2 separate regions of the Homo sapiens genome follow, and region 1 is linked to region 2. Evidence: chromatin loops called from intact Hi-C (ENCODE). Cell type or tissue: sigmoid colon. All regions are shown on one strand. Links, peaks and the distances in the headings refer to the core of each region. The heading gives the core; the rest is flanking DNA. Region 1 overlaps SNHG14 (small nucleolar RNA host gene 14). Region 2 holds the start of IPW (imprinted in Prader-Willi syndrome).

The links. Hi-C counts contacts between places; a loop is a spot of excess contacts. Peaks named below come from ENCODE experiments on the same cell type or tissue, not always from the same donor. Only the 100,000 strongest peaks of a DNase experiment are listed, where the experiment ranks them.
Region 1: a loop joins it to region 2, with 2.7 times the contacts of the local background. A loop is called at or near these places in 3 of 110 quality-filtered maps.

What each region holds. Positions count from the first base shown.
Region 1 is chr15:25,042,520-25,047,914 of GRCh38, reverse strand. All of the region lies in intron 23 of SNHG14 (small nucleolar RNA host gene 14), which reads right to left. Among named protein-coding and RNA genes, the nearest start is that of SNORD109A, 3.2 kb to the right of the region's middle. In sigmoid colon, for the core only: no CTCF peak of the experiment used is centred there; no DNase peak of the experiment used is centred there.
Region 2 is chr15:25,112,326-25,117,720 of GRCh38, reverse strand. It overlaps SNHG14 (small nucleolar RNA host gene 14), which reads right to left. Exons shown (of 148, transcript NR_146177.1): 59 at 2,065-2,422; 60 at 206-311. It overlaps IPW (imprinted in Prader-Willi syndrome), which reads right to left and starts at 1,176. Exons shown (of 3, transcript NR_023915.1): 1 at 206-1,176. In sigmoid colon, for the core only: no CTCF peak of the experiment used is centred there; no DNase peak of the experiment used is centred there.

The DNA of each region.
Region 1 (5,395 bases), core at 220-5,219, 70 kb after region 2:
AAATCAACAAGCAAAAATCAACCCCATTAAGAGGCACTTTTCAAAAGAAGATATAGAATGGTCAACAAACATATGAAAAAATGCTCTTAGTATCACTAATCATCAGAGAAATTCAAATCAAAACCACCATAAGGGCCCGATGCGGTGGCTCATGCCTGTAATCCCAGCAGTGGGAGGCCATGGTGGTGGATCACTCAAGGTCACGAGTTCGAGACCAGCCTGGCCAACATGGTGAAACCCCATCTGTACTAAAAATACAAAAAGTAGCCAGGCATGGTGGCACACGCCTGCAGTCCCAGCTACTTGGGACTCTAAGGCAGGAGAATCGCTTGAACCCGGGAGGCATAGGCTGCAGTGAGCAGAGATCACACCACTGCACTCCACCCTGGGCGACTCTGTCTCGAAAAACAAACAACGACGACAACAAAAAAAACCCCACAATAAGATAGTATCTCACAACGTCAGAATGGCTATTATTAAAAGCAAAAAAGAGAAAGATCCTGGCAAGCCTGAAGAAAAAGGGGAATGTTTAAACACTGTTGGTGGGAATGTAAATTAGTCCGGTCACTGAGGAAAACAGTCTGAGAATTTCTCAAATAACTTAAAACAGAGCTACAGTTTCACCCAACAATCCCATTTCTGGTATATACCCAAAAGAAAATAAATCATTCTACCAAAAGACACATGCACTTCAATGTTCATCACTGTGGTATTCACAAGAGCAAAGACATACAATCAACCCAGGTACCCAGGACTGGTTGTATTAGTCAGGGTTTCCCAGAAGGACAGGACTAATAGGATAGATGTATATATAAAAGGGAGTTTATTAAGGAGGATGGACTCACACAATCACAAGGTGAAGTCCCATAATAGTTCCTCTGCAAGCTGAGGAGCAAGGAAGCTAGTCTGAGTCCCAAAACCTCAAAAGTCGGGAAGCCAACAGTGTGGGCTGAAGGCCTGAGAGCCCCTTGCAAACAACTGGTGTAAGTCCAAGAGTACAAGAGCTTGAAGTCCAATGTTCAAGGGCAGGAAGCATCTAGCATGGGTGAAAGATGAAGGCTGGAAGACTCAGACAGTCTAGTCCTTCTATATTCTTCTGCTTGCTTTATTCTACCAGCAGCTGATGAGACTGTGCAGCTGATTAGATTGTGCCCACCCAGATTGAGGGTGAATCTGTCTCTCCCAATTCACTGACTCAAATTTTAATCTCCTTTGGCAACACCTTCACAGAGACACATCCAGGAACAATACTGTGCATCCTTCAATCCAATCAAGTTGACACTCAATATTAACTATCACACTGGTAGACTGGACATAGAAAATATGGAGCATTTTCACCTTGGAATACTATGTAGCCATGAAAAAAGAATGAAATCATGTTCTTTACAGCAACATGAATAGAGCTGGAGGCCATAATCCTAAGCACATTGATGCAGGAACAGTAAACTAAATGCCATACATTCTCTCTTGTAACTGGGAGCACTTGAAGGTAGAAGGTGGGAGGAGAGTGAGGATCAAAAAACTACCTATCAGGTACTATGCTTATTACCTGGGTAATGAAATAATCTGTACACCAAACCAACATGACTCACAATCTACCTATATAACAAACTTGCACATGTACTCCTAAACCTAAAATTTAAATTTTTTAAAAATGTATCAATTACTAGACAATAAAGATACAGAGAAATAAATAATAAAAATTCACTAGAAAAATTTAATCACACTATTTGAGCTAGCAGGAAAAGGTAATCGAATTTGAATACAGGACAGTTGAGGAGATCCATTCTGTGAAGCAGAAAGAAAAAAGAAAAACAGCTTCAGAGAACTGAGGAACACAGCATATCAACATGTTCATAAAAGTCACAGTAGAAGGGCAGAAACAGTTTGAAGAACAAACGCCTAAAATTTCCTTAATGTAAGGGAAAAACATACATGTACATATAAAATGAGTCAAATGAACTTGACTCACTCAAGTGAGATACACATAAAGACATGGAGACGTCATAGTAAAAATTTCAAAAGCCAGTCTTCAAAATATGAAGAGAAAAACAAACCCATCAGGTACAAGGAATCCTCAATGAGACTAACAGCTGATTTCTCATCAGAAACTCTTGAAGCCATAAAACAGTAAGATAACATATTCAAACTATTTTAAAGAAAAAGAAGTAAGACTGTCTACCCATAGATCTTGAAACAGCAAAAGTACTCTTCAAAAATAAAAAAGAAATGACATTCTAAACCAACAAAAGCTGAATTTGTCAAAATACCTATCCTACCAGAAAAATTAAATGGAGACTTCAGCCTTAAGTGAAATAGCACTAGACATTAACTTTGATCCATATGAAGAAATGCACAGGACCAGTAAAATAATTATTAGGCAAATATAAAAGATGGTATAAATGTTTGAATGACAATAATATACAAAAGGAAGGGTGAGAAAACAGAGCTATATTGAAAAATAGTTTCTGTGTACTATTAAAATTAACTATTAAATCTAAGCTATATTATAAATTAACAAATTAACTATAATCTCAAAGGCAACCACTAATAAGTAAACACAAAAAATTAAAAAGAAAATTAAAGCAGTACACTATTACTTATTTAACATAAAGAACAATAAGAAAAACAAAACAGATATATGCCATAAAAGAAAATAGAAAATGGCAGATGTGAATTTTACCTTATCAGTAATTACATTAAATGTTCATGAAGTAAACTCTCCACTTAAAAGGCAGAGATGTATCTTTTTAAAAAAACACATGATACAACTATATGCTCTCTACAAAAGATACACTTTAGATTCAAGGACAAAAAATAGGTAGAAAATAACCATCCTGGGCAAGATACCAAGATTTCATCTCTACAAGAAAAAAAATACAAAAAAATTAGCCAGGTGTGGTGGTGTTGGCCTGTAGTTTCAGATACTCAGGAGGCTGAGGTGGAAGAATTGCTTGAATTACAAGAGTTTCAGGTTGCAGTGAGCTATGATCATGCCATTGCGCTACAGCATGGGTGAGAGAGTGAGATCCTGTCTCAAAGATATTTTGTTTTAATTAAAAATAGGTAGATAGTAAAATAATGACAAGATAAACTGCATACAGTAACCAGAGAGAGTTTATGGGCTATAAGTCAGACAAAAACTACAATTATCAGGCTAAATAAATTTCAAGATAAAAATTGTTGGTAGAGGGCCAGGCACGGTGGCTCACGCCTGTAATCCCAGCACTTTGGGAGGCCGAGGTGGGTGGATCACGAGGTCAGGAGATCGAGACCATCCTGGCTAACATGGTGAAACCCCGTCTCTACTAAAAATACAAAAAATTAGCCAGGCGTGGTGACAGGTGCCTGTAATCCCAGCTACTCGGGAGGCTGAGGCAGGAGAATGGTGTGAACCCAGGAGGCGGAGCTTGTGGTGAGCAGAGATGGTGCCACTGCACTCCAGCCTGGGCAACAGAGCGAGACTCCATCTCAAAAAAAAAAAAATTGTTGGTAGAGACAAAGGACATTTCATGATGATTAAACTGTCAATCCATCAGGAAGATATAACAATAATAAAGATACGTGCATCCAACAACATAACCCCCAAATTAAATTTTAAAAATGACAGAATGGAAGGCAAAATAAACATTATAATAACTGAAAATTTCAATACCTCACTTTCAATGATGAACATAACAATGAGACAGAAGATCAAGGAAATAGAAGACAAACAACACTATAAAACAGTTACATAACATCCATCTATGGAACAATCTAACCAGTAGAAAATATATTATTTTCAAGTGCACATGGAACAGTGTGCAGGGTAGGTATTAGACCACACACTGGTATCAACAAATCTGAAAGTAAAGAAATCAGAAAAGTATGGTGTCCAACCACAATAGAATCATATCAGAAATAAAGGAAAAAAATTGGGGGGAATTCACAATATATGGAAATTAACACATTACTAAGAATCATTGGGAGTTCTTGGGAGAAATAAGAAAATTTATAAAATAGTTTGAAATCAAAGGAAACAAAACACAACAAAAGAAAATATATATGTAGCTAAAAGAGTTCTTTGGGAAATTTATAGCTGTAAATGTCCATATTAAAAAAAGGAAAATCTCAAATCAATAATCTAAACTTTTACCTTAAGAAAACAGAAAAACAAAGCAAAGCTAAATCAAGTAGAATAAAAGATATAAGAATAAAATGCCAATAAATAAAATAAAAAATACAGAAGAAAAATAAAAATATCAAAAGCTGGTTCACTGAAATTTTTTGTTTGTTTAGTGACAGGCCAGGTGTGGTGGTGTGTTCCCACACTCCCACCTACTCAAGATGCAGAGGTAGCAGGATTGCTTAGGCTCAGAAGTTCAAGGCCAGCATAAACAACACAGTAAGACTCTGTCTCTTAAAAAATTGACATAACTATATCTACACTACTGAAAACAGAAGACCCAATTTTCATAAAATCTGGGATGAAAATCAGACTAACACCCTTATATAAACAAGTTATGTCAACAAATTACATAACCTAGATTAAATAGGCACATTCCTAGAAATATATAAATTACAGGAACTGTCACAAGAAGGAAAAACAGAAAATTGAAGTCACCTTTAACAAGAGATTGAATTAGCTACTCAAGTTTCCACAAATAAAATTCCACACAAATGATTTCTCTGATGAATTCTACCAAATCATTAAAGAAATAACATCAATCCTTCACAACTCTTCCAAAAAACAGGAGAGCAGAAAACATTTCCCAACTTATTCCATGAGTCTACTATTACCCTAATTTTTATCAAAACCAAAGACATCATCAAAAGTGAATCACAGACCAATATCCCTAATGATGCCAGGCATGGTGGCTCCTGCCTGTAATCCTAGCACTTTGGGAAGCCAAAACAAGAGGACTGCTTGAGCCCAGTAGTTCAAGACCAGCCTTAGCAACACAGTAAGATCCTATCTTCACAAAATAAAAAATTTAAAAATTAGCTATGTGTGGTAACACATACCTGTATTCCTAGATACTTGGGAGGCTGAGGGTGGAGGATCACTTGAGCCCAGGAGTTAAGGGCTACAGGGTGAAGAGCTGAAGTGAGCTCTGACTGGGCCAATGTACTCCAGCCTGGGTGACAGAGAGAGACTTTGTCTTCCCAAATAAATAAATGAATAAATAAAATAAATTGGGCAAAATTCTACATTTGTCATTTCATGCAAAATTCAAATAGAATAAAAATGTAAAGGACAATGATTCAGAAATGAAGGTGGAGAGACTCACCAAAGTAAAATATACAGTATTTAGATATTATCCAGTAAGCCACTAAAAAAATCAACAAAAAGATCTCAGGATGTGGCATGGAACGCATGACGTATATGAATTCCAAAGGATGTTGGTTTAACTAC
Region 2 (5,395 bases), core at 192-5,191:
TTGGGCTCGGATTGCCGAGGAAGACCTGTTGTGACCACTCGTCTTTAACTCCCCAGAACTGTATCCACCCTCAGCTGGCTCTCAGATGGGTTTTCATGCTATTTAACTGGAAACAAATGTCATCAAACTCAAGAAGAGCAAGATCTATTAACTCCTTCCATCCTAGGCCTGTTTCCTATAAACATGCAGTTCCCTGCCCACATACCTGCAAGGGTGTCCAAGAGACCACAGGTAGGCATGGAGAGCCACTGACCAGGGAGTAGGTTGTCAGCTCATTCTCTGGAGTTTTCTTTAATTCATTCTTTTGCTTCCTGACAAGTCAATAAACAAATTTAGTAATATTTATCACAATGTGGTAGCTTACAATTCTATTTTCAAACATACTTTCCCCAACATAATTTTAGCTAATATTTCTAAGACAGGTATTTTATAAATGTTGTTTTTATCGTATCTGAAAGTTAAGGCAAGGGCATGGACAGTTTTGCTTCCCTAGGGGCTCTATCATCACCTGACATAAAAGAAAAAGAGAAAAAATAACATTTTAAGAAAAAAAATGCAACTAAAATACATACATCTGTATGTTAATATAAAATACACACACACACACACACACACACACACAATCTAATTTAACAATGAAACATTCAGGAAGAATGGGTATCCTGTGCTGGGAAAACACGGAGGTTGCTAAGCCCTTTGTGTGTCACGTGCACAGGCTTCAAATACGCACTGCCCTCCCTTTACCCTATAAGGTCCAATGGACACAGAGAGTGGCCAGCTAATGACTACGTTAGTAAGATAAAATATTCCCATTCTATTAAGACTGAGTGTTATAAAACAAAATTTGTACCATTATATACAGAGCAATACGATCATGGTCTATTAGCACCCAGTGAAGCCCAAGGAAAGCTTCTAAGAATTCCACTGGTGAAGGACATGTTTCTAGCTCAACAACTTTCATAAGACCATCTTCACAAAATATACATTTCAATAATTTCTAAGTATCTGGAAAGGTTGGATTAAACTAAGGTACTCTTTTTTAAAATAATAGTCTAAAATTTGGCCCAAAACAATAATCTAGTGAAAGGCAATATTTATGTGCAATAATCAGGACTATCCTAACCACTCTTCATTTAAAAGACATACATAAATAAAATATCTTGATCTATGATTTGGAAGAAAGCATGTAATACAAAATCATTTTCAACAGCACCAATATAACTAGAAAGTCTAGATATGATAAAATGATGTAACTCTATTCAGAATAGCCTCATAACAGTGGCTTACATGTGATTTACTGATCTCAGCCCTGTTGATTACCTAAGGGACAAATGTAAAACTGTGCATATCTCAAACAGATGTGCTAATAACCTCTGAAGCCATCTGCAAAACAATCCATCATAAATTTTACCAAATGTATTTACAGGTTTTCTTCAATTGTCCTGTCCCTGTCAACCATTAAGATATCTTGAAATTACAGATTCATGTAAAAGTGTAATGTCTTAACTTTACAAAAAAAGTTAAGCCAAGAACATATAATAGTTAAAACGTGCATTTGTCTTCTGAATAAAAACATACTGATACAAGGCTACTGTTTTAATTCACTCTGTTGTCTCCTGACAAGTTAATAGACACATTTAGAAATATTTATCACAATGTGGTAGCTTACGATTCTATTTTCAAACATACTTTTCCCAAAATAATTTTAGCTAACTTTTCTAAGACAGATATTTTATAAATGTTTTTATCACATCTACATCTTTTATCATAGAATAGCATACATGTAGTAGCTCTAGATAATCTGAGTCCAATAGAACTTTCTGTGGCAAAAGAAGTGTCTTATAATTCTATTCTGTAATATCAATTATGTTGATAATACATGGTGTAGAGTAACTTGAGAAAAATCACTAAATGGGTAAAGAGTGCAATCAGCGTGTTTCAGCCTATCACTAACTGTGTTAGGGACAAGTTCTCATTTTATTTAATATAGTATCTTCAAGATAGAGAGCACCTTTTCAATGATTAGGAGAGATATAAAATAAAAATAAAGATAGTATTACTTACAGGTCCTGAGGGGTATATGGCATGCCTGGAGTCCACACGCAGAGGTCAGGGAGCGAGAGAGAGAGAGGGAGAGAGAGGGAGAGAGAGAGAGAGAGAGAGAGAGAGACACCCAGGGGCCAATGCCCTTATTGGGTCAAGGGTACTATTCAAACAGGTTTTCTGTGGAGACTTTTAAGTGGTGGGTTTAAAGCAAGCAGGCAAGAGTTCCCTGGGGTCACACTGTGACTGGGAGGTGGACACTGGTTCCATGAGGGGTGTGGGGTTCCAGGGTCTTGTCAAGTAGATTGCATCAAGCTGTCCCATGATGAAGTGGTCCAAAGGAGGCAGTTGGATAAGGCAGCTATCTGGACCAATCACACTGAGGAACGAGAAGGAGGTGTAGAACTGGAAACTGTGCAAAAGTGAGTAAGCCTTGCTTCTGGTATAACAAAGTTAAACTTATACTCAAGATGGATGCCGAGGCAACATAAAATTATAAGAATTCACTACATGCTTCCAATGCCCATACCCAAAAGGACACACTGCTCAGGCCTCAGGGACATTCTCTCAATCACACATCTCATTCTAGCCCAATTTCATCTTCATTCCCAAAAAGGAGAAACTGTTCAAACATTCTTGATATCCAATACCTTTCTGCTATAAGCTAAGCAGAGAAATGTCAAACATCCTAGAATCTCTAGGAATGAAAACCATGGAGGACTCACCATGTGATTAATGTTGATATATGATTTGATTACAAGAGGCTTCCCAAAATAGATCAAATTATTGCCTAGTTAAAATAATTCCCCACTGGCTACAAACATACTTGCCAGGCACAGTGGATCATGCCTGTAATCCCTGCACTTTGGGAGGCCAAGGAGGGCAGATCACCTGAGGTTGGGAGTTTGAGACCAGCCTGGCCCACATGGTGAAACCCTGTCTCTACAAAAACACAAAAATTAGCGGTGTGTGGTGGCACGTGCCTGTAATCCCAGCTACTTGGGAGGCTGAGGCAGGAGAATCGCTTGAACCCTGGAGGTGGAGGTTGCAGTGAGCCAACATCGTGCCACTGCACTCCCGTCTGGGCGATAGAGCGAGACTCAGCCTCAAAAAATATATATATATTTTCTTACTGCTCCTTGCAGAGCAGGGCTAACCCATAGACAGCGTTCCCAGAGTAGCCCAAAGATAAATTTAGAATGAGTGATATTGCTACGGGATCTTCTGGAAACCTCACAGAGATGAGCACTGAAGCCAGTGAGAATCAAAATGTCAACGCTGTGTTGTTGAGTTGTAAGTGCAATGAGAACTTTGTTTTCCTTCATAGCTCTCCCCTCAAGAAAGCACAATGCAGCAAACAGCGACATTCCTGATCCAATCTATAGGGTCAGTAGTGATGTTGTCTCCATCATTCCTAATTCTAATGATCTGTGTCAGTCTAGCTAAAGGATTGTAAATTTCACAAATCTCTGCACAAACCCAACTTTTGGTTTCATGGATTTTTCTCTGTATTTTGTCTGGTTTTTTATGTCATCAATTTTTGCTCCAATCCCTATTGTTTACTTCTTTCTGCTTGCTTTGGATTTCATCTTCTAGTTTAGTCTTTTTCTTGTTTCTTAAGGTGGAAGCTTATGTCATTTATTTATCTTCCCTTTTTTTCTGATACAGTTATTTAAAACTATAAATATCCCTCTAAGCATGTCTTTAGTTGTATCAAATTCTATGCAAGATGTTTTCTGGATTCCTTTTATTTTTTAGACAGGGTCTCACTTTGTCGCCCAGGCTGGTATGCAGTGGTGCAATCTTGGTTCAATGCAGCTTCTACCTGCTGGGCTCAGGTGATTCCCCTACCTCAGCCTCCTGAGTAGCTGGGACTACAGGCATGCACCACCATGCTCAACTCATTTTTTGTATTTTTTTGTAGAGATGGGGTTTTGCCATGTTGCCCAGGTTGGTCTTGAACTCCTGGCCTCAAGTGATGTGCCCACCTACGCCTCCCAAAGTGCTGGAATTACAGGTGTAAGCAACCACCCCCGGCCTTTCTAGTTTAATATATATATTTTTGACCAATGGGCTCTGTAAAGTGTGTTAATTTCCAAATATCTTGTGACCTCCAAATTTATTTCTGTGTTGATTTCTAATTCCTCTATGGTCACACAACATACTCTACATGGTTTCAATCTTAAATTTATTGAGTACAGTTTTATAGCCTAACATATACTCTATCCTGGAGAATGTTCCAGGTATGCTTGAAAATAATTTGTATTTCTGTTGTTGGGTGAAGTTTTCTCTGTCTGTCTGTCTGTCTGTCTAACTGTCTATCTATCTATCTCAGGTCAAATTGGTTGACAACATTGCTGAAGTATGTTGTAACCTCAATGATGCTCTATCTAATTGACTTATCACTGATTAAGAAGAGGGTATGAACAAAAGCTTTTATTGTTGAATTGCCTATTGATCCCCTCAATCATGTTAAATTTCAGTGTATGTAGTTTTGGGCACTGTTGTTAGTGCTGATATGATTGTAATTGTTACATATTCCATATTAACCCTTCTATCATTAAATACTATCCTTCTTCCTCTCTAGCAATACTTTATCTTAAAGTCTCTTTTTTCTGATGTCAGAATAGCCACTTCTGCTCTCTTCTGGATTCGCTGGATATAGCTTTTTCCATCTTTTTACTTTCCAACTATTTGTATCTTTTGTTCTAAAGTGTCTCTTCTGTAGACAGCGTATAGTTGCTCATGTTTAAAAAACAACGGAATTTCCTAATCTCTTAAAAATTTAATATAATTGTCATATGGCTGGGTTTATGTCTGTCATTTTCCTATCTGTTTTCTATATGTCTTATTGGTTCCTCTGTTCATCTTTAACTGCCTTCTTTTGTGTTAAACAGATCTTTTCGGTTATTCTATTTTAATTCTTTGGTTGTTCTTTTAATATTTTTTGAATTGTTTTCTTACTGGTGGTCCTAGTGTTTATAAAATACAACTTAAATGATCACAGCCTCCCTCAGATTAACAATATATGTGTAACATGGCCTTTTATATGACTTGAAATCAATTTGAGAGAAGCAATTCTATTGCTCAGTCCAGATTTCCAAAAGATACTGAAGCCATCATCAATCCAGGCATGTTTATAAAAGGGACTGTGAGCCTGAGATAGGAGACAGACACTACACACTAACAATTCTGTCACACTTGGACACAATGACACCATCACCACACTAAGTCATAGAGACCAGGATACAGGAACGATGATCCAGCCACATGGCTGACTACCATTATCATTGGAATGTTATAGTTCCCTAAGAAGAATATTCTCTGGACAAAATGCTTACTGTGAGAATTC